Linked DNA regions of Mus musculus: regions 2 and 3 are each linked to region 1. The links are chromatin loops, found by intact Hi-C in ENCODE. Cell type or tissue: left cerebral cortex. All regions are shown on one strand.

Region 1 (8,000 bases):
TATGCCCCTGTACACCTCTCTCCTGAACTGGTCACCCTCTCCTCCCTCTTCCTTGGTCTTCCCCTGGACCCCAGTTTCTGGTCGTCTAACCTTTATGCCTCCTCCTACCCCTCCTTTATCCCGCCCCCCACCTCCTCTTTCTCACCCCCACCTCCCTAGACACTTTTCTCATCCTGACTCCCCTCCTCCCTCCGACCCCTACCCTCCCCGCCCCCAGTCTCCAGCCCACACCCTTGGCTGTCACTCAGTGCTCGGAACTAGCCTCCTTTTAGCCCCTCCATCTATGCGACTAGGCAGGGCCATTGGGGAATCTCTCTCTACCCCCTTCATTCCCAGGCAGACCCCTACCCACATGGCTTGTCTTCCCAGGTGACTGGAAAGTGCTGAGACACCGGGCACGAGGAGTTGCTGAGTCGGCGCTTCCCCAGCCGGCCCGAGTCCTCAGCGTCCCCCCGGAGCAGGTGGAGCCGGGACAACAGAACCTGAGCCTCTTTCTCCTCCTCCCAGCCAGCTCGGTCTGCCCTCCGCGTCCCCCCTTGGTCACGAGCTCCCCGCACATTCCCGCAGGCTCCAAGCCCAGTGCCCTCCTGCGGCTGGCAGCTCTGGGGGCGGAGGCGCCGCTCCCGCGCTAAGCGGTTTTTTGCTCCCTACCCACCCCACCCCCTTCACTGCCCCACCCTCGTGCCCAAGGAGAGGGGCGCCTCTCTCTCTAGTGTCCTCCCGCCGGCCGGTGTCCCTACCTTGCAGCAGGCGCCGGAGCCCGGGCAGCATCTTGTCTCGACGATCGGGGGAGGGGGCGGCGGGGGGGAGGGCACTCCCACTCGCTCCCTTATCCCGCCGGACAGACGGCGGGGACTCCGCGGGGCTCCGTAAGGACCCGGGGAGTCCCGGGCTACGTAGCGGGGCTGCGGAGTTCTACCCTGCGCCCCCCGGACTCCGTGCCTCGGAAGGAGCCATCGGCCCCGACGGGACGGGGCGGGGCACGACGGGATGGAAAGGGCTGGGTTGACCCTGGACACCCGGTGTCCGCGCCCCTTCAGCAGCGCGGCCCCGCAGGGAGTCGGTTAGTCGGTCGGTCCGTGCGCCCCGGCTGCTCGCCGAGGGAGAGTGGGGACAGCGAAGAAGCGCTCCCCCCCCCCCCCCATTCCCGCACTCGCTGGCTCCTCCCTCGCTTCCCGGCCTGCCGGTTTAACCCTTTGCTGGCTACTAGGAGGAGGGAGTAGTTCTCCATCTAGACCACTCAGTCTCCGGCCCCCTCCCAACCTTGGGAGATCGGGAAGGCTGTGTTCCCGTAGCCTCTGCGGCGCCATGCCTTTAGAGAAATCCCTTCTTGGTGTGTGTGTGTGTGTGTGTGTGTGTGTGTGTGTGTGTGTGTGTGCGCGCGCGCGCGCGCATGCAGTAGTGTTAAGTCCCCTCCCCACCCCCACCCCCTGACTTGTTCAGGGTGAGGATTTCCCAACTTTCCCAGAAGATATGCAGTTTCAGAGCAGTTTCCCACTCAGCGCCCCTCCTCCTGCCCTGCCCTTCGCGATCGTTTGCGTCCCTTAAAGACTGCAAAATGTCACGTTTTCTTTTCTTCCTAGACCCTCAGGGCGGTTTGCATAGCTATAGGACCAGTGTGTCTAGGAGTTCGTGTGAGCAAGTGTATGTGCGCGTGCTCGCGCGCGCAGACGCTTGGGCAGGTGTAGCTGAGTGCTGGCCTTTTATTCCTGTCGGGAACCAGGACCAGGGCGGGAGTACTAGTGTGTGCTCGCTGGTTTCTGCTCTGGTTGAGCCACGCGAGGGCTGTGTGAAATTCTGCGCGCTCGAGTTCGGGATGGGAGGAGAAGGGAATAAATGTTCAGGTGTGTTGTATGTACCTTAAAGCTTTTTACAAATGGGTGTAAGTTTGAGCGTGCGTGCGAATTGTGTGCGTGTGTGAACGCGCGCGCGTGCGCGCGTGTATTTACGTGATATGTCCCAAAGGGTATGATTTCTTATCTCTCGCCAGAGGGCAGAAGAGGATCCAAAAGTGGTAGCAGACTGCTGGTTCACAAAAACTTCTAACCCTCTTCTTACCAAGGGGCGGATAGGGGCCTCATAGGGTCCCTAGACGCCTCTATCCTGGCGGAGTCAGCCAATCCCTGACCTCAGCGCCTTATTTTAAAAGCCTCAACGCCTTTCGCCCTAGTCTTGGTCAGTCCAAGGTGCCTAGTACACGGTTTTTGATAACCCCCGTATGAAGGGAGCCGCTTGGGGAACTGTCGCCAAGCGGCGCACGCGGGGTTGGGATTGCTGCAGTGGTGCCTACGGCGGCGGTGCCAGGGCCATCTGGATGCAGTCGGACCCTGCCTGCGAGTGGAGCGGAGGAACCCTTAGTCCAGGCACGGGCTCCTCTTCATACCTGTGCCTGGGTCCAACGCTGTGCACGGCATACAGTCGGCGCTTTATATATGCTAGTCTCATTCTTCTCATTCACTCCACGCACCTTTTATAATCTGCCATTCTTCTCTCGTACTCATTCGATTTCTCTCATTTTCTCCCCCAACTCTTATTCATATTTTATGATCCCCATCTTTAATCTCTATTCTCTTGTGCGCCGCCTTTTAGTTTCTGTCCTTTCCTCCCCAAAGATGAGATGAGTATATCTTCTGTCTTCATTGGTTCTCTTTCTCTCTGTCTCTGTGTATGTGTGTGTGTGTGTGTGTGTGTGTGTGTGTGTGTGTGAGAGAGAGAGAGAGAGAGAGGGGGGGGGGGAGAGAGAGAGAGAGAGAGAGAGAGAGAGAGAGAGAGAGAGAGAGAGAGTCCCAGCCTCCTCTTGGCCTCTCCAAGTCCGCATGTGTTTCCTCGCCTCTTTGTCTCTACTCCCTTCCTCCCTTTCATCTTGTTTCTTGGCTGGGCTGCGATGTTGGTGGTGGTAGCTGCTCTCAGACTCTTGCACCTCATTCTGGAGTGCCCCCTGGTGGTTCTATCTTACGTTGCTTCCGGGGCTCGCAGCTTGGCAGTCCCTGAATTTTCTCTCCTGCTTTTCTCTTTTTCCAGGTCAGATAGAAACAGAAAGGGGCATATTTGGGTCTCCTCTCTCTGGAATAGAGCCTTGATTTTCCTTGGGTCCTACCCTGTGCAGGGCCCGCTCCTGGAGCGTGCGCGAGGGTGTGGGGGGGTGTTTAGTGCTGGAGGGGGCGGCGGGGAGGGAGTGTTGGGGGTAGCAGGGTGGGATTTGGCGTCCTTCCCCGGAATGAGCCGCGGCACAATCTGTCGCTGGATTTGTTTGCCGAGCTGCCTCCGGAGCGCAATGGGGCTGGCTCCCGGGGAGCGAAATATCACAAGATGCGGAGACAGACGCTGAGGGGCGGGTGGGCGGCGGGCTGACTCAGGTGTGCTTCATCGACTCCCTGGGCCTCAGCTCTTCTGAGAGGGGTGGGAGGGGACACTGGCCCCCAGCACAGGCAGACAACCAAAGCTTGGAGGGGAACCCCATCCTGGGATGAGCTGTGTGGGGAAGAGGGTCCTCAGCTCCAGGCCTCTCCATCAGCCCAAGTTGGGATTCCCTAGACAGCCACAAGCTCTCTAAGCCACCGCCTTGTACAGGTGTTCGGGTTTCCCATGGTTATCTGTTGACTCACCACTCGCTCCTCTAGACTGCCAGCGTTTTGAGGGCAGGAAATGCTTCTCATACAGTGTGTCCAACAGGTGCTGAGCAAGGCTGTTGGACCGCTGGCTGGTGGGTGGGCGGATGGCTAGTAGCGGTTTCCCAGAATCCTGCTGTGCGTTTGGATTTCCCTGTGGGCTATTCCCACCTCTTGCTTCTCCAGACATTTACTCTTGGGGGCCCCTCTCCTTGCACTCTGACAACTCTCTCTGGATTTGAGCACCAGCTTTCTCTAAGTACCCCGGCCCATTCACTCTCTTCCTTACACTCCCTTTACTCATTTGTACATAGAGAAAGTAGCATTCATCAGGTTACATAGTCTCCAGCTCCCAAGGCAAGCTGGCCTCATTGCTGTTTCGAGGTCTTTTTTTTTTTTTTTTTTTTTTGATACGGGCTGACCCATTAGAGGCAGACCTCGTGATGGGTATTTTCGTTTGTTTGATTGTTTGTTTGTTTTGTTTTTGTTTTTGTTTTTTGGCAGCGAAATGTTTGGAGATCCCAAGAGGTATACTGATGGCTCAGTGTAACCGGGGAAGGTGGCCTGGTCATGTAGACAGATCTCTGCTTAGACAGTTGGCCGGGCTCTGGGTACTCTTGGCCACAGACATGGCTCGCCCTCTGGTGGCTATATGCGGAGCTGCAGTCCTAGTGGAAGCCAAAGATCTCTAGAAAGGGGTTGATGAATATAGACTATTCCCCTCCCCGCACTCCCCCCCCCCCCCCATCAAGCCAGTTTCTGGGAAAAAGAAGGCTAGAAGGAGGTGGCATATTAGCCAGATTATCACAATATGTCCTCCATGAGTATTCTCATTGTGTCACTGGGACCCCTAATCTTTCTGGTGGTGCCATTTAGTGAGTTAACAGAGCCTCCCCCACCCCCTCCTAAATACCTCCTGTTTGGCACCTTCAACATTAGAACACTGTTTAGTAAATGCATATTTTGAGATTGCTCAGTGGTCACAAACACAGAGGCTCTGTCTAGTGCATGCCTTGCTGCACAATTCACTAGTTAAACAGATGACCTTCACCAAGGGGCTGAGCGCTCTCTAAGCCTCCAGGCTCCTCAGGTAGAAAACGAGAGAGGAAAAATTCTGGTTCCCAGATCATAGAGTTGTTTGAGGATTAAATGAGATAAAGCATGAAAAAAAATCTAACAGAGTCTCTGACCCCCTGCTCAAGAATGCTAAATAGTGTCGCTACCTGTGCTTGTAGCCTAGAACGACCTGGAGACCAGACTCTGCAGTTTGTGGGTAAAAAGGAGAGTTAGAACCTAAGTTCATCAGGGGTAAAGGGTCGTGCTGGGTTGTGAGTCCTTAGTCATGATGGCCTCCCCATGGAGCTGAACTTGACATTGCTAGCATCTCTTAGCACATGCCAAGGTTGTTCACCGTGATGGCAGGATTCCCAAACTCAACCAGAAGTTCAGCCTCAATCCTTCCTGTGAGTGTAACCTGGGATGGCCTCTCAGGGCTTCAGTTTCCCCACTGTTGAAGGGAACATCGCGGATTTGGAGTTCCTGAGAGCCTGGCTTTCTGGCCTTCCTTCTGGGATGGAAGCTACTTAACCTGGGGTCTATCAGTCAGGGTCCACATTGCTCTTACTGTCCCAGCTCTGGGCAGTGGGTGGTGTATGGGCTCGGTAGATGATCAGGATTTATATGTAGGGATTCTGTGGAACTTCATTTTAGGGTTCTTAGCTTTCTCTCTATCCACCACTCAGAGCTAGTGGATGTTCCCCTGCATTACTCGGAACTGGTCCATTACCACACACACTGCATCATCTTCAAGATGCACCCGCAGCTGGAGGATCATGACCTGCTCTGCTAGTCTTGTGGGGGAGAGGACACCAAAACAGACCTTTCTAAATCGAGGAAGAAAAAACAAACAAACAAACAAACAAACAAACAAACAATATTAGTTTAAAGGTCATGTTTGGGACCTGGAGAGGTGAATTGGAGGTTAAGAACATTTGTTCTGGCAGAGGACCAGGGTTGGGTTTCCAGCATCCACACGGTGGCTAACAAATATCTGTAACTCTAGTTCCAGAAGATTCAATTCATGTTACTTATGGCACTTACTGTGTGTCATTACTTATTTCAGGCCACCAACTTCTGTGCACTAGATGGCTTAGAGAAACTCTATGAGGGAGGTTTTGTTTGTAGTCCGTTTAGCAGATGAAACACAAACTGGAGCCAGAAGAGTCTTGCCTTGAGCTCCATACTTGCCAGTCTGTCTCCAGGCAATATCCATCCACGAGATAAGACTTACCTAAGGCCTCTTAGAGCCTGTATGCTCACTGTGGTGCTAGGGACTACAGAGGTTTTTTGTTTTTGTTTTTTTTTTTTTTATCAAGGCCCAACTCTCCTTTGAGGATACTCATGAGCCTTTTCTCCAACCCACCTTTCTGTTCCCATAACAGAAGCTTGGCTCGGGGGAGGGGGGTGCATTAGAGAGAATGTTCACAGACCATAGATCTGCAGATCTGGGTGTTTGTGTGTTTGTCCTTGAGGACTCTTGTTAGGGCTAAAATTATAGTTTGGAAGAGACTAGGACATGGTATATTTCTGTATAGAACCTCGTGGAATCAATCCATTCTAAATTTGAATGCAGATTTCTAGTATCAGATTTCTTTGTAGAATGCAGGAAGGGTGGCCGCGGCTTGGGAAGCAAAGGGTTACTCAGAGGGGCAAGTCTTGCCTGCTTTGACTGCTGTGTGAGGAGAGAACTCCCAGCCTATGTCAATAATATTTCTATTTGCACTTGCACCCCAACTCTGTACATTTTAGGTCCAGCCATGCCAAGAAGTCACATGACTTCATCCAAAAGGATCAGGACTGAGCAACCTCAGTACATACTAATAATCTCTCTTTCTTGAAGCCCCACATAGTGCTGAGCTTCAGTCAAGATTTGGCTTCCTGGAGGCATAGTAATTCAAAAGTTGGGTCCCACTGCCTGGACTGGAGTCCCTTGAAGGATGAAGGGACTCTTGTATCCTTAAGACCATGAACTTGCCGACTTGCCTAGTTCAGAGTTCACATTTTCTCTCATTCCACTTATTTTATGTATGCAGAAGTGAGCCCTGTCAATGTCTCTGATATTTCCATGTCACACATACATTCTGCTGGGGTCTGGGTCATGCTGGTATCTATCAAAGGGTGAAAAATTAAATTGGAGGTGGGGCAGTGCTTAGAAGTCCTGTTTGTGGTGTTTACTAGATGGGTTGCCTTAGAGATTTTTAGTCTGGGGACCACATTAGAGAGCAAACAAAACAAAACAAACAAACAAACACAAAACAAACAAAACCCAATGAGCCAAACATCCGTATTGCTATAACTACACTTCTTTGCATTACCTTTATGAAGACATCACATAAGGGTGGGCGTTTTGGCATGTCTGAGATCCTCTTTGGGAAAGACTTTCTTTAGTTATGTAGTGAGCAGATAGAGCAGAATAATTCTTTCCCTCTGGGTTCCACTGGATTTTCAAGGGAGGGCAAGTTCATGGGAAAGAGGGGGATTGTAGGATAGGGGTGAAGAGAAGAGCCACATGCCTTAGAAGGAGGGACATAAGACCCCTACTGACTGGGGTCTGCAGTCACTGCCTAGTCCAGATCCCTGTTACAATATCCTGCTGACAGATATCTCTGCCTCTCAGTCCATTTTCCTCAATTAAGCTGAGAATTAATCTTCCTAAGGTGTAGTCTTGCTCACGCATCATTCTGCTCAAAAAACCTCAGCGGCCAAATCTGGCTAGCAAAGGATTCCTCTCTGTGGACTCTGAGGCACTCCCTGGAATCTAGCACATGAATCGAAAGACTTCAATAGACAAAGAGGTGAGGGATGTGGCCGGCTGCTTCACCCAGTTGGATAGGAAGAGAGCAAACAGATACTTGGGAAATAGTTCAAACTGTTTGTGATCAAAGAGATGGAAATGAAAGCTGAATCAGGGTAGCATTTCAGACTGATTAAATTAGCAGAATTTAACAGACATCATCATCCTGCGCTGGCAAGGCTGGGTAAAATCTGTGCAAGCGAGTCGTTGGAAGCAGTCTGCAAGCCTGCAAAACAACCAAGTGAATATGCAACAAGAGCCCTGAGAGTATTGTTATCTTTTGACCCACTAAGCCCGCTTCTGGGAATTGGTCTAAAGAACATAATTCAGTAGGTGGAAAAAAGCCCCCAGGCATGCCAGTGGAATCATTCTCTTTCATTTCTCCAAGCAGTGAGATGGTTAAAAAAACCACGGCTGCTCTAGTCAATGCAAGGCTATAAGGCGAAAACCTGGTAATAATCAAGGATATGCAGAAACATGCAAACTGTTTATAACTTGTTTGTTGATAAAGGGCAGGACACAAAATTTGCATGAATGCT
Region 2 (8,000 bases), 120 kb after region 1:
GGGGATAAATTAGCATTGGGAGGGGGAAGGAAATACTTCAGCAGAGCAGGAGAGGGAAAAAGGAGACATAAATAAACGATGGATAGAGCTAGTTGGCTCAGTGGTTAAAAGCACCAGCTGTTCTTTCAGAGTTTCCGAGTTCAATCCCCAGCACCCATAGGGTGGCTTATGATCATCTATAATGGGATCTGCTGCCCTCTTCTGTCATGCAGCTGTAAATGCAGACAGAGTACTCATACGTAAATGACAGTAAGGATGTTTTAAAAAGGTATAGGGAAACACATTGTTTTATAAGCTTGCTTTAAAAATATAAGAGTGGGCTGGCAAGATGGCTCAGTGGTAAGAGCACTGACTGCCCTTCCGAAGGTCCTGTGTTCAAATCCCAGCAACTACATGGTGGCTCACAACCATCCATAACAAGATCAGACGCTCTCTTCTGGATTTTCTGAAGACAGCTACAGTGTACTTACATATAATAAATTAATAAATCTTTTTAAAAGCCAGGTATGAGAAATCTCACTTTAAGTTGCAGATCAGGAGAGCCCAAGAGGCTCCTGTCATTGCCCTTGGTGTTTTCTAGTGTGAAGACACTGGAATGTGAAAGTAAGATCCTAGTGCACTTCATATACAGGACTTGGAAGAACTCCTCTGGACCTGAAGCCTCGCTCGTATAGTATCTGAAGGTGTCATACAAGCTGCCAAAGAAAGGATCTACCCAGCTGTAATGCCTATGAATCACAACAATGACCAGCATAGCAAGATATCCCTGAAAATGAAATAGTGGTACTTATAGCTTGATGCTAACCAACAGCAGTCTATAGTTGGACTTAAGGCTTGCTGAACAGGAAAAAAATCGTGCATCATACTGTAAATCTAGCCAACTACCCAGAACTAGTGAGGTTTCAGAGAAGCACCTACAACTGCCACTTTCTTAAGCTGGTATAACTCCTAACTGTTTTCTAAATACAAATACTAATCCTTATACTTAAAGCTAAAACTAGCTCTCATCTCTCCTCAATGCATATTCTTCTTTCAGCAGATGGGGACCATTACAGAAGTCACAACTAGTCAGAATGCAGAGAATGGCTGACTGTGGGGTGCTCAGCCCCAACTGATGTATCTACAACACAGCCATTTTGTACACCTAAGGCTCAGAGAACATCATGGGGGGGGGCATGGAAAGATTTTAAGAGCCAAAGGACCTCCTGCTGTTAGATAGTGTTTCCTAGACAAATTGGGAAGCAGTATCCACAAAAATCACAATAATATGGTTGTCTAAACAAGACCTGCATGATGACAACATCAGTGACATGCCATGTCAGTGGGGGAGATTTCACACGGCCTCACTCCTAGCTGAAGAGCTACAGGTAATCAATGGCTCAGTGGCTGCTGAGAGAGGAAGAATCAATTTTCTCCAGAAATTAGTTCTTTGATATGTGGTTCAATCCTAAGTTGTCATTCCTAAACATGTACGTAAGAGCAACACTAAACAGATTCAGTAGGGTGTGTGTGTGTGTGTGTGTGTGTGTGTGTGTGTGTGTGTAACCTGTTTTATTTTCCCTTCCTTTACTTAGGTTGCTTTTGGTACAGGGCCTCTCTATGTAGCTTGGCTGACCAGCAACTCCCTCTGTAAACAAAGATTCTTGTGGCAACCTTTGAGCCTCTGCCGCCCAAGTGCTGAGATTACAGGCTGTATATCACAACACCCAGACTCTCTATCTTTGATCTTGCAAGCTACAGAAAAGGACAACTCTCAGGTGAGGGGCATGGTTGAGATCTGAACTCAGGCTGCTCAAATGCCAAGTCTACTAATTCCCTAAGCTGGAAACCAAAAAAAGAGTTGACTGCAGTCCCACGAGGCAAGAAGCCTGTTAAGTAGGTGCTTCCAACAGCTATCAAGGAAAGCACACCATGGCTCTGACTTGATGATGCTTAAGTACTAGAAGAGAGACAGTGCTCAAGCAGCTGCCAGTGCTGATCTGAGAGGGGGAAGAGAAAGGAGAGAGGAGACAAGGCTGGAGCTGTCAGGGATGAAGCATCACTACCAGGCCTACCTAGAAGGGCCACTGATGCCAGACACTGGCAGGAGGCTGCTGTAAAGCACTCCTCTCTTGTCTCTAGAGTGGGTCTCTGCTTTTTGAGGACTGCCCTCTTGCTCTCTGGTGTCTGCAGGTTTGGTTGATGAGAGGTTGATGATGGCTGAGGACCAGAAGGCAAGTGTACTGCTTCTCAGTCCCATCTTGGCTGTGCCTGTTTGTGCCTGTGTGCTGCATATGCCAGGGATCCTCGTTTAAATCTAGACACCCATTTCTCCCACAACGACTACAAATCTAGGGTGGTAATGGCTCCCAGTTTTCCTATCTATCTGCCTCTGCTCCTGTGTTGGTTCCTCAGGTGTACATTTCTCCCCAAGCTCTGGCTGACTGTGTTTTCTTACTGAGATGTTCACAGAGACACCTACCTGTTCTGTGACCAAACCAAACATTTCAACGCTGGACCAAACTGAGCCATTCTGAGGCCTGACAGTAGTGAGATGCTTTACATGTGTTCCCTTGTGCCATCCGCGGGGACAGATAAAGGATGAGTAAGTACAAACGCCAATTGCTGTAATAAATCATTTGTCAGAGGTGCTTCTGTGGGGCAGGGTTGAAGCTCCATCCCAGTGTGACAGGGCTATAAATAACAGTGCACCCTTCAGCAGCCCCAGCTTCCAAAGCCCTTCCCTGGCCATGCCCCTAGACACCTATGTGTGTTAATTTAGGCTCTCAGAGTTTACAGAGTCTTTACAGCCCATTTTATAGAAATAGAAACAGGTTTACAGAGGGAATGAGACTTGCTCTCAATCACACTTATTCCCTGGGCTGGAATCCATCCATACCCTGGGCTCTAACTAGTTCATCTTTGTTTCATGATGATGGTGGTGGTGGAGATGGTGATGATATGATGGTGGCAACAACTATTATTATTAAAAACAGAGTCTCACTATATAGCCTAACCTGTCCAAGTTGGCCTGGAGCTCACTATGTAGACCAAGATGACTCACAGCTCAAAGAGCTCTGCATGCCTCTGCATCCTGAGTGCTAGGTGTAAAGGTAGATATTGACTGTTCTTTTTGCTTTGTTAGTCTCCTGTAGTCCAGCCTGGTCTCAAAGTCAATATGTAGCTGAGAATGACCTTGAATTTAGGGTCCTCCTGCCATAGTCTCCCAAATGCTCAAATTACAGGTGTGTACCTCCATGTCTAGTTTTGTTCTTGATTGGGCATCAGAAACCAGGGCCTTGTGTATACTAAGCAAATAGTCTACAACTGAGCTACACCCCCTTTGTTTTAGTTATTCTTAGCTTAATTATTCTTAGTCATCTCTCAGTATTTCCAAAAGGTTGATTCTAGAAGCCCCGTGGACACCAAAACCCATTTTATATAAGGCTCAAACCCTTTATATAAAATTGCATAGTGTTTCTCTATAAACTGTGCCCCTTGCTTTGTTTGTGTTAGAGCCTCCCTAGATAACTTATAATGAATGCCTAACAAAGTGTACATTTTGTGCAAATAGTGGTTCTTCTGTATTTTTTAGGGTATAAGAAGGAAACAAAGCCAGCTCTTCTTTGGGGTGTGTATAATTGCTTCCTCAAATGTCTTTGATCTACATTTGATAGTGTCCACAGATATAGAGCCCACAGCTAAGGAAAGCTGCCTGCATTTTTATGGATAAACAATTTTGCTATTTGGGTTCAGGTTTATCATTCCCTTGATCACAGGAACTTGCCTCTTTCAACTCTCTGTCCACCATGAAGCTCAGCATGTGATAGAACTAGAAGCTGAAAGAGACCTTCAAAGTCATCTCATCATTATCTGTAAGAGTTTTCATCCCTGAGGCCTGAACACTCCTGTGCAAGGAAGCAGGCAGCCAAATTTATCTTTGAGTAGTGCCAGCCATTGCAAGGGCTTCCCCATGCCGAGCTGACATTCAGCAGTGTTTGCTGAATGGAGAAGGGTTTTTAACACGGTGCACAAATCCCTTGGAAGCACTCATATATCTGTTTAGAAATGATTTGTCCTCCCATAGAGTAGTGGAAACTCCTTTCTAAAGCAGGACTCAAAACTGTTAAACCAGCAGGAAAAACAGCAATAAACATGCAGGATCCGGGTTTGACTTGGGAAGGAAGAGTTGGGCCTGGAATTTGGGTTTCTCTGTGAAGGAGGTGCTGTTCTCAGCAAAGCTTTGCCTGCTGGGAAGTCATTTTGCCAGCTGAAATACACTTTTACAGTTGATTCCGTACCGATAGGAAAATATCGCCTGGCAGTCTCTTTGCATCTGGGACGGGGGCCACATCCTTAGAGCCTGCTGGGACTCCTCCCCTGAGAGACAGGCCTGAAGCCAAGTTTATTTACTTAAGAGTCTAGGGACCTGATTAATTGCAAAAGCAGCCATTTAAAAAGTCTGCTGTTGATTTTTAAAAGCACATTACTAGCTGGCTGGAGCGGCCCACACCTGTCATCTAGGCATCAGGAAAGTAGGAGGATTACTGTGAGTTAGAAGCTAGCTATCCTGGGTCACATGAGCTGTAGGCTAGTCTGGGCCACATGGGCAAGCAGGGCGTGGGAGGCAACCTTACTGGTCCTGCTATGTTATCTGTAGCTGCAAGTGTAGGTTGTGAGGCCAGCGGCCCAGTCTTTGAATACCTTCTCTGGCACTATATAAGGTATGTGGCCTTGGCTAGATAAAGGAGACTCTGAGGCCCAGAGTTCCTCAGAGGTGAGAAGATAACCCTCTTAGTTCCTTGGTCAGCACTCAAAAAGTTTTCGATCCTATTTTCTACTAACAACATCAGTTGCTGTGCTGACAGGATGGAAACACACATTAGAAAAGGCTGGGTCCACCCAGGACCACTGGCCCTCTCATTACTACCACAGGATGGTGAGGAGCGAAAAGGATCATGGCGACAAAAAAACATACCCCACGGAAGAGGCCTTCCAACGGTATGGTTTTCTGTGAAAAGGACTGAAGTGGCTGCCTTTAAAGACACATGTCCTGTGGCATTTGGAAGGAGGAGGGGAAATGCAGACTGTAGAGAAGTGACGAGCGCCAGGGCCCACTTCAGCTCTGACTCTTTCAGTTGGCCGAGGAGCTCAGTGATCTGCACGCTGTGATATGGTAGCGGAACCAGGCCAACTCTGCGTTTTGAGAAAGCTGCTGTGGGTGCGTTTCCAACACAGAGCGCCTGCTGGAAACACCTAGCACGCGAGGAACAGCTAGCAGATGAACAGGCCTTTTTTTTTTTTTTTTTTTTTTTTTGTCCCAGACACCAAGAGAGGAAATCCAAAATTGAGCTGCCTTTTCGGAGCAATGCTGTCTTAGGAACTCTTAGAGGGAAACTGAGAAACCAGACATCATGAAAAGTGCTTCTGTTCGTAGATGGAGCTTGGGGACTCTTATGGAAGAATAAGGGAAGGATTGTGGGCCCCAAACAGGATAGGAACTCCACAGAACAACCAACAGAGTCAACTAACCTGGACCCTTGGAGTCCTCAGAGACAGAACTACTGACCAAAGAACTTACACAGGCTGGATCATTGCCTGCACATATGTAGCAGATGTGCAGCTTGGTCTTCATGTAGGTCCTGAATAACTGCAGCTGGGGCTATCCCCAAAGCTGTTGCCTGTCCATGGGATATGTTCTTCTAGCTGGGCTGCCTTGCCGGGCCTCAGTGGGAGAGGATGTGCCTAGCCTTGCAAAGATTTGATGTGACAGGGTGCAGGGATATCCAAAGGGCCCCAATCTCTTGGAGGAGAAGAGGAGGGAGGATGGAGGGGGGGGAGGAATGTGGGAGGGGGTAACGGAGAGGGGGAAAGTGAGTGGGATGTAAAGTGAATTAAAAAAAAATTCTTTACTAAAGGTGAAGGAGTTTTAAAAAGTGCTTCTGCTTTCCCCCTACTAATCAGCACTGTAATCTTACAGTTACTACATTTGTGTGTTGTTGGCAAGTCATAATAGTTGAAGGTAAGTTAGAAGGAATGAATACAGACCAAGACTCTGGCTTTGAGCCTTGGTGAAGGTGGGTCATTTCTGACAAGTTTCAAAACCTTTCTGCGTGGGAGGGTGTGGTGATCTGTGAATGAGGTCAGAAGCACAGGTGTGAAAGAAAGGGTTTCACAGGTTCACCGTTCAGGGCTCTTAACATAAGGAACAGAGGTGAGCTTTTGAGGTCTTCAAAGACATGGAATTTTAGATTGCATATGTACAAATGTATACGGAGCTGGAAGGACCTACCTGCCCCCATCTAGGATGCTAATTTCCTGTGAGGGTAACAGAACTATATGAGAGAAAGGGGGCCCATGTCACTACTTCCTGTGAGTCTTATATTTGCAGACAAATATCTTTTAGTGACATGCTAGGGACTGACCTCAGAACCACAGCCTTGGGCATGCTAAGAAAGTGGTCTACCACTGAGCTACGTCTCTAGTCTAAAAAAGAGTATCTTTTAAGGAAATGTATATTTGGGGGCCAGAGATATGGCTCAATGGTTAAGAGAACTGACTGCTGCTGCTCTTCCAGAGGTCCTGAGTTCAATTCCCAGCCACCACAAGATGGCTCACAGGAATCTATAATAGGATCAGATGCCCTCTTCTGGCGTGTTTGAAGACAGCTACAGTGTACTCATAAAATAAATAATCTTAAAGAAAAGAAAATCTATATTTGTAGATAAAATGGCTTTTAAGAAAAAAATTGCTTATGTCTGTGAGTGCCTGTTCTTTTACTGGGCAATGGTTCACACTTTGAGCAACAGTATAAAGGGATTAGCAGCCTCCACCTGGTAGTAGAGGGACTTGGACTAGATCTCATATGTACCTTCTGGTTCAAGCTTCTCCCTGACTTGGTGCACTGCTTTGTCTCTGTTCTGGATGCTGGCGGGGCTTCCCCTCTCCTCACATGCCCATGTGACTTTAGTTCCAGCCCCTGCCTTCTGTCCTCTGCCCTGTAGACCCATGTCCTATCTTTGGGGCCTGTAATTTCCCTGCACTCTGCCCACACTTTCAGATCAGCCCCTTTATTAAGCTCTCCTCGAATTACCCAATTTGAAACTGCCATCTGCTTCCTGCCGAATCCCTGATAGATACAGTGTTATAAATCTGTCATTAAACCATCAGTGCCTACACACACACACACACACACACACACACACACACACACACACACTGACTTGCTCTCACTCAGACTTAGCCACATTCAGTGGCTAACGAACACATTAATGCCCTCACATGCTCTCTGTGCTCACACAATTACAACAAGGAGCCCATCTTAAAACCCTGTACCGGTGAACTGAGTGTCTACCTGAGCTGCAAGACCCACTTCTCAGTCCTGTGTTTAAGCTACGGGATGCCACCTCCTGGGGGTCTTTTATCTGCATTGTTGAACTGCTAGGTTTTATTTTTAGATACAGCTGCACTTTGTCCACCACAAATCCAGACAACCCTAGCAACTGCATTCTCAATATGCTTGGAAAAAAGCTTTGAAAACATTATATTGAGGGATAATTAGAATATTTACCTATGGGGAATAGGCAAACCAAGGAGTGAAAATTCTCTCCACCAAATTGCAGGTGGAGAAAGAACAAAAGCCTTTAGTGAACATACAAAAATTAATATAGATGGATAGTATAGATGGATAGAACCAAGCACGTTAGGTAAGGATTGAAGGGAGATGCACCCCCAAGGCTACTTTGCCAGTAACTGGACCTGGCTCATTACAAACAGGTGACCGTATGAAGTATCCTTGTGCTTGGGATTATGTCTTAGGAAGACAGATGCGGGAGCAAGGATAGAATGACCTCTAAGGCTATATATACTAAGTTGCTCTCACAATCTCAGACAAATCACTTCTCCCTCAGAGCTCCTGTTTCCTCTCTGAAAGAGGACAGCTTTGTCTAGAAGTGCCCAATGGATCTTTTAACACCTAGACAATCTCAAAATCAATGATTCTGCAAGCAAAGAGCTGCAGA
Region 3 (8,000 bases), 58 kb before region 1:
CCCGCCCTCCTAATCCCGCCCCACCCTCACCGCGTGCTTCGCTGAAGTAAATACAGGTCACTGGAAGGACTTGGTTGGCTATTTGGAGGGAATAAAAGGGGTGTATGATGGAGAATCTCCTGCCCAGGCTCTGCTGAGTATCAAGAACATATAAGCACTTTCTCTTCTCTTCTCTTCTCTTCTCTTCTCTTCTCTTCTCTTCTCTTCTCTTCTCTTCTCTTCTCTTCTCTTCTCTTCTCTCCTCGTTTCCATCTTTCTTTCTCCTTAGATAGCCCATTTACCCTTGTTTATGTAGTTTATGTATTTTGTGTTTGTTTATGAATGCCAACATGCATGCCATAGCGCCACACATGTGGAGGTCAGAGGGCAGCTTAATAGGATCTCATCTTGGATTGAACTCAAATCTTCTGGTTTGGCAGCAAGTGCCTTTGCCGCCTAAGCCTTCTGAACAGCCATTTAGTAATGAATAGTATTTAGTTGCTAATATTTATTAATGTTTTTCTTCCTTTTTGGGGGGGATGGAGTGGATGTTGTTTTGTTCTTGTTTTTCACGATGGGGCTTCTCTGTGTTGCCTTGGTTGTCAGCTTAATCTGTATAGACCAGGCTGGCCTCACTCTCAGAGATCCACCTGTCTCATTCTCTTGGGTGCTGGGATTAAAGGTGTGCACACTCGGCCTAAATTATACTTTAACTCTGTGTTAGGCATTTGCAAAGCATTTTATATATATTATCACTTTAAATTTATTTATTTGTTTGTTTACTTGTTTTCTGTGTATGGATGTTTTGCTTGCATGCCCGCAGAGGCCAGTAGAGGGCATCATATCTCCAGGAACTGGAGTCAAAGATAGTTGTGGGCTACCGTGTGGGTGCTGGGAACCTAACCTAGGTCCTCTGCAAGAGCAGTCAGTTCTCTTAACCACTTTCCAGGCCCCCATTATCAGTTTTGTAAATAGTTAAAAATAATTCAAAGGGAGAAGGGGATATAATAACGTAGGATTTTTGTCTAGAATGCAGGATGCCCTTGGTTTGATCTTGACATGGTGCCTATAATTTCAGCAGTTAGAGGCCAGAGACTAAATAGTTCAGGATCATTCTTGGCTATATAGTGGGTTCAAAACCAGCCTGGGATAGATGAGACCAGTCTCAAAAGAAAGAAAGGGAAGAAAGAAAGAAAATCAGTGGGTTAATTTTATTAGTACTATTTTAACACAGGGGAATTGAGGTGTCAAGGGGTTTAATAATCTCAGGGGCTGTAGCTGGTCAGTAGCAATGTCAGGACCAGAACTTCAGCCTGACTTCAAACTACTGCTTGTAGCCGTTTGGAAACATCTTGCTGCACCATCAGCAGCTGAGTGTCTTTAGGCTGAATGTCATAACTGGTTACTCATCAGTAAAACTGACCTAAGAAGCACTGCTCCCTCCATAAAGACATTGCAATATTAAACTGAAAGCCTCTAGCATTAGCACATCATACAGGAACCAGCAGGTATCTGCTGGTTTTCGACAGCAGCTCTCGGTAGGTTTGTCTTGGAGACTACAAATTGGAATGGTTTTTAAAATACAGACTGCGCAGTCAGACTACCTAGCTTTGTGTGACCCTCAGCTCTTACTGAGCTGTGTCTTAATTTCCTCGTCTGTAAAGTGGGGATAGTGATTGTGCCTGCCCCAGTGGGTTACTGTGAGGGTTGCATGACAGAACCTGTATTAGCCCTTAGCGTGACGCCTGGCACACAGCCGGTGTTCAGCAAGTGCTTCCTCTTTAACTAGTCTTGTACATGACTCAAAGAAGAGTCTTAGTTGGAAAAGCGTTCCAAGGTGGTTGAAGTGAAAACTGGGGGTTCCCGCTGTTTTCTTGACGGAGGGAACGAGGCAAGAATCAATGCAGCAGGGTTGGGCTTGTTGAAGGTGCCTGGGATGCTCCAGGAAGTCACTGATACAACCTTGTTCTTCTCTAATCCCAGAATGACCAGTGCCTGCCACCGGAAGTGCGTGCCTCCCCACTACAAGGAGGCAGAGCTGTCCAAAGGCGAGTCTGTGTGTCTGGACCGATGTGTATCCAAGTACTTGGACATCCATGAGAGGATGGGCAAAAAGTTGACAGAGCTGTCAATGCAGGATGAGGAGCTGATGAAGAGGGTACAGCAGAGCTCGGGGCCTGCATGACGCCCCAGGCTGTCTACACCTGAGGTGTACCTTGCCACTTGCCTGATTAAAGTGTCCCTAATGGATGTCACATGTGAAACCTGTCATACTTAGGCCCTTGAGCATCTCCAGGACCCCTGCGTGTAGTAGAGCTCTCCTGGCTGAAGAAGGGGACTTGTCACGCTGGTTTGTGACTGTGTATGTGTGTATATGTATATATCTTATTAAAACAAATTTGTGCAACGCAGTGTCTTTACTTGAGAGTAAAGAGTCATCCAAAAGTAGAGGGAATTTAATGCAGTGGGTCTTTCTATTTGTGGGGTTGGGGTTTTTTGTTTTGTTCTTAAGTACAGGATCTCACTCTGTAGACCAGTTTGTCCTCAAACTCACGGAGATCCACCTGCTTCTGCCTCTCAAGTGCTGGGATTCAGATGTGTGCCACCATGCTCAGCAAGTTGCTTGTATCTTGAGGTGAGGTTTTATTATGCAGCCCGGTCTGCTTCTGGCTTCAATCTCAGTCTTCCTGTGTCAGCCTCTAAATGCTGTGATTACAGGTGTGTACTCCCACCCCACCCCACCCTTTTTTTTTTTTCCGTTTTTTCAAGAGACGGTTTCTTTGTGTAGCCGAACTCAGAAATTCGCCTGTCTCTGCCTCGAAAGTGCTGGGATTAAAGGCGTGCGCCACCACGTCCGGCTCCCCCCCACCCCTTTTTTTAATTTTAAGATTTTATGTGTATAAGTACACTGTAGCTGTCTTCAGACACACCAGAAGAGGGTATCAGATCCTATTACAGATGATTGTGAACCACCTTGTGGTTGCTGGGAATTGAACTCAGGACCTCTGGAGCAGGAGTCAGTGCTCTTAACCACTAAGCCATCTTTCCAGCCCAATGGTTGTGTACCTTAACACAGTGCTTTAAGTCTATAGACCAGTGGGACTGGTAGGTTTGTGCTTAGAGTTTGATGCTTGCTGTGTGACTCTGAATGTGCTACATCTCTGTGATATAGTAGAGTGACTTGGTATAGGAAGCACTAAGTATCTTTTAAAGCTGGATAGTAAGTGGAGGCAAGCAGGCCATTTCTCCACATCAAAAAGGAGCGATTTAGAGGATGTGACAGTGGATAGGATTTTGTGAGCAAGTAGCCACTCTGCTCCAGGTGTTACTAGATAGCTATAGTACTGTCAAGATGGGATGTGGGTCAGCCATCCTGGAAAGCAATCTAGGCCGGGACCTGAGTGGGGACGTCACCATCTGTGTTTTCCTGATTGAGACTGTTCCCCAGTCACTGTTCAGTGTATGAGAGCGCCCACCCACCCAGGTAAAGGTATAGTTAGGAAACAGGTTCAGAGAGGCAGCTGCTTACAGGTCACACAGTATAGCAGTGGGAAGGCCACGCCTTACTGCTGTCCGAGGAGGGCCCTGGGACTGCAGCTTTCAGAATGAAGCCACTGTCAAAGCTGTACATTCAGTGTAGGCTTTCTCTGTAGAGGTGTCTGGGACAGTAGAGGCAGAGACTTTATTTAGCTTACAAGTGCAGGTTCAGTTTTGAGTCTTGGCTGAGATTTCAAGCTGTGTCACCTTGGGAGAGGCTTTTGACTGCTTCAGTCACCCTACCTGTTAAAAATTGCAGTAGGGTCCATCTGCCTCCTCGAGTGGTTGTGCAAACTAATAACCCAATAGTTAGAAAGGTGTCTGGAATACACCAAATACTCAATCATTTGCTAAATTTTGTGGGAAGTGGAAACACTAGATTAACTTCTGTAAAATCGCAAAAGGCTTTGTTCTGTTAGGACGGGCCGAAGTCTTTCTAAAAGTTGAAATACACATTTTGGTCAGCAGGTGGCGCTGTTTGCACACAGGTCTGAGCTGCTGGGGCCTGTGCCACAAAGTTACAGCTGCTTGTACTCTGCCAGCAACGCAGCACATTGCTAGGAAGAGGAGCCACTGTGAGGAAAAGAGAAACTGTATCTGCTTTCAGGTTTAAAAGGGACATCATGAGTATTCTCTTGATAGTGCAGAGCTGGAACAAACAAGGCCTGGTGGACATAGGAGGAGAGGTTCCAGCTCAGGGATAGCTCTTAGGCTGTGCCACGGCAGGGAAGTGTGGAGGGTTGGGAAACAGCTGCAGTGTGGCTGCAACACCAAGTGTGAAGAGAAAAGCTGAGCAATGAGCCCAGAAGCCCGGGCAGGCTCAGCTCCAGAACAGCTTAGGGAGTAGGCTGTGTTAAGCCAGTTGGAGTGTCTCCCGCTAAGGGCGTCAGCAGGCTGTTACAGGATTGAAACCTTTCAGTGGCAGGAACAGGTCTGCTTTTCACAGGCTTGCTCTCTCAGCCAGACAGACCGTGTTAGATGGCAGTAGATAATGGATCAAGGAGGGACAGGGTACAGATTGTGAAAGGAGAAAGGGCTGATGATGTAAAGGCTGGCTCACCTATGTGGACTTGCTGTAGCTAACCTCTCTTGTGGGCCTTGTATTATTATTTTGCGTAATGTTAGGACAACTCTGGGGTAGGTACAACTGTTGCCTTTTATGGATGAAGAAGAGTTATACACGTGTCAAAGGCAGAGCTGGAATTCTGAATCACAAACCCAAGGCTGCTTTCGATGGCTTAAGGGGACTTCCCTAAGGACATTTTTTTTCCTTTTTACCCCAGCCCCCTCTAAGGAAATTATATTGCAGCAACTTTGCATTTTCACACTGTCTTCTGTGGGATGTGCACAGAATGAGTTGGCTAAGGTCTTGCTGCCAGTGAAGCACTGGGATGGAGTGGAGGGTTGGAGAGTCGTAGACTCTTCAAAAGGTCTGAGAAACAAGACTGAATTAGGTCCTTTCTGTCATTGGAAGGAAGTGTAAACCCAGATTTTGTTTTGCTTGATTATCCTAGTTTTAAAAATAAAGAAATACTTCACAAAAATCTAGGCTTTGGCTACTTTTAAGAAGTTAGAAGATCTGTAAATCTGCACTACGTTGATAACAGCCTGTTGGAAGATGGGCAAAGGCTCAGCTGTTCATCAAAGCTCTCACCACTGGTTTCTGCTTCCTCCTCACTGGCCTGAGCCAGTAAGCTCTGGCCTATGCCTTCTACTGTGAGTGAATCCCATGGTAGGCAACTTCTAAGATTCCGGGGGGCCTCAAGTGATTCTTCCTAGTATTTATACTCTTACGTGGATCCCCTCCCTGTATGCAATGTGCACTAGATGAAAGATACTTCTGATAAAAAGGATCATAGCTAAGGTAACAGGATATAGTTATAAAAGACTGCACGTTCTTCTTCTCTTCCTTGCTAACTCTGATCAAGCCAGCTCCCATGTGGAAAGCTGACCTGTGAAGTGGCCCCTGGGGTAAGCAACACTCACATGGTAAATGTCCCACCATAGGTGTGAGCTTAGAAGCAGATCCTGCCCTTGCTTGGCTTTCAGATGACAGCATCCCTCATCCACGCTTTGCAAGCCAGTGAGAGATATTGAAGGTCAGGACCCAGCCAAGTCACATCTTTTTTTTTTTTTTTTTTTTTTTTTTTTTTTTTTTTTTTTTTTTTTTTAAAGATTTATTTATTTATTATATGTAAGTACACTGTAGCTGTCTTCAGACACCAGAAGAGGGAGTCAGATCTCATTACAGATGGTTGTGAGCCACCATGTGGTTGCTGGGATTTGAACTCTGGACCTTCGGAAGAGCAGTCGGGTGCTCTTACCCACTGAGCCATCTCACCAGCCCGCCAAGTCACATCTTATCTCTCAACCTTGAGAAGCTGAGATAAAGCATTGAGTTTTGAGGTAACTCCGCCACAGACAGCTTGTGCACATGTTGCCTGTGTACCTGAAGCAGTTGTCTGAGACTGCTGTTCTCTTCACACCTATGCTAGAATGTGTTGGGTACCATTCTAGGTCCTTGGCATACATCATGAGCAAAACAGAAAAACAGACACTTCCCTTCTTACAGCTTAAATTCTAGTGGGGGATGCTTTTCTGAAGGGTGGACAGTCCCTTCAGAATCTAGGGAAAGGTTCACAGCCTCTTTCAGGCCTCAAACCCTGTTAAAAATCTGACAAATGCTAAGAGTTGTTTTCTCAATACGCACTGATAGACTTGTATAAGGGCTCTTGTATGCTGAGCTGAGAGGAGTCTTGTGATGAGCATCGTCTTAGGTCATAGGATACGTTGGAATGAGGTTTAAAATCCAGTTGATGGGACAAGTACTAAATCCAGGTGGCTTTATAGTTGTGAGAAGCATCAGACTTTGGGCTAGGAGCTGACTAAGCCACACCCACATATATTAGCCGCTTTCTACAGCTGTGGTAAAGGAAATGACAAGCCCCCCTACCCAAAGCCTATCTCTTACCCTCTAGCAGACTCCCAAGGTGCCTGAATTCCAGAAGAATAGCAGGTACCCTAATTTAAAAAAAAATTAGTGGGTACATATGTGCACATATGTCAGAAATCAGAAAAACTTGCAAGTGTTTTCACCTGCTATGGCAGCAAGCATCAGCCCACTGAGCCGTTTCTCTGTCTCTGGTACCCTTATTCTTCCTTCTTCAAGGATAGAAGCAGGCTACTAGACTCCGAAGATATCAAAAGGCACATCCCCCACCAGGTAATGGGTACACCATCAGCAAGTGTGCCCCCCTCCCCTTTCCCCCATGTCCTGTAAGTTACCCACTAACAAGATTCCTTCCTTCCTTCCTTCCTTCCTTCCTTCCTTCCTTCCTTCCTTCCTTCCTTCCTTCCTTCCTCATAAAGCAAGAACTCCTACTCCCAAACCCTGGTTGTCAGAGGCAGGCCTGTGCTGTGGCCACTCATCAGTTATGGTGCCTGAGACCTTTAAGAAGGGACTCCTCACTTGGCCCCTTCTTTGCTGTCTGTCTACAGTGTTGGGGTCTGTGATCTTGTCGTAACCCTCCAAACACACACACACACACACACACACACACACACACACACACACACACCACACCACACCACTTTCCATGGCATTAATATTTCTCCTAAAATGTCTCTTACTCAGAAGGACGATCTGTCCCCAGTGTGCTCCAATAACCCTAAATCAAAGGCCTCTTAGTAAGTGTTACAAAAGATGTTCAAAGAGCAGTGAGGCTGTGAGAAGGACCGGGCTCCCAGTCTGGGTATTCAGAGAAGGCTACATGCTCCAAAACCCGATAAACTAGTGAGATTCAAAGGATGATGAGGATTTACCCTGCAGGGGCTCTGGAGGGTGGGAGGCAGAGGGAAGGCACACCATGCGCCCGCCCTGAGAGGCGCACAGTCCATCAGAGGAGTCAGGCACACTTTGATGAGTTCATCACAGAACGTTAAAGCTCAAATGTTACATAGACTACGAAACAGGTGGAGTCTGGAAAGTTATTGAATCGGGCACTTATGGAAATTGCCTAACTCCACTAACAGAAAGACACGGAAGATATTTCAAAGGCAGTAGCCAGATAAAAGTATTTTCCCAGTAAATCATGCTGGTTATATGTGTGGTCACGTGGGGCAGAATTGGGAAGGCCAGGTTGCAAGGGTCCATTGTGGGCTCAGTGAGCAGCAGGGCTCAGGAAGGCCAGTGTATGGAGAGAAGGCGGGAGCTACAGGGTAATGCAAAGAGGACGTCGCAGAACAGAATCTGGGGTGTCTCCATTTTTGTCACTTAAGCCCGGGGAGACCTGCTGCTGCTGTTGATCAGGCTACAATGGGAGCAAGAGAGGAGAGGGAATGGTTGCTTTAAACTGCTGAGCAACCCTCAGAGCCCCAGAAGGTCCAGCAGGCCTGGAAGGGCAGCTTTCGGCAATGACCTATGCTACAGCCCCCTTCCTCTGTGTGCGTCCCTGCAGCTTTTGGAACTGAATTCTTCATAGGAG

Evidence for each region. A loop is a pair of places that touch in the nucleus more often than their neighbours do. Peaks named below come from ENCODE experiments on the same cell type or tissue, not always from the same donor. Only the 100,000 strongest peaks of a DNase experiment are listed, where the experiment ranks them.
Region 2: it touches region 1 in a loop (5-fold over the local background); 16 of 42 quality-filtered maps call a loop at or near these places.
Region 3: a loop joins it to region 1, with 8 times the contacts of the local background. A loop is called at or near these places in 21 of 42 quality-filtered maps.

What each region holds. Positions count from the first base shown.
Region 1 is chr2:84,885,922-84,893,921 of GRCm38, forward strand. It overlaps Rtn4rl2 (reticulon 4 receptor-like 2), which reads right to left and starts at 771. Exons shown (of 3, transcript NM_199223.1): 1 at 741-771. The coding sequence starts at 771. In left cerebral cortex, CTCF peaks have their summits at 1,988, 2,955 (motif pointing left) and 4,238 (motif pointing left); DNase peaks (open chromatin) are centred at 461, 1,263, 1,937, 2,234 and 6 more places; H3K4me3 peaks cover 2,737 bases; H3K27ac peaks cover 2,125 bases.
Region 2 is chr2:85,007,764-85,015,763 of GRCm38, forward strand. All of the region lies in intron 8 of P2rx3 (purinergic receptor P2X, ligand-gated ion channel, 3), which reads right to left. Among named protein-coding and RNA genes, the nearest start is that of Gm39868, 20 kb to the left of the region's middle. In left cerebral cortex, CTCF peaks have their summits at 206 (motif pointing left) and 6,637 (motif pointing left); DNase peaks (open chromatin) are centred at 199, 4,295 and 5,151.
Region 3 is chr2:84,827,828-84,835,827 of GRCm38, forward strand. It overlaps Timm10 (translocase of inner mitochondrial membrane 10), which reads left to right. Exons shown (of 3, transcript NM_013899.2): 3 at 1,963-2,386. The coding sequence ends at 2,164. Among named protein-coding and RNA genes, the nearest start is that of Timm10, 4.8 kb to the left of the region's middle. In left cerebral cortex, CTCF peaks have their summits at 793 (motif pointing right) and 3,984 (motif pointing right); DNase peaks (open chromatin) are centred at 4,033 and 4,310; H3K4me3 peaks cover 206 bases; H3K27ac peaks cover 1,317 bases.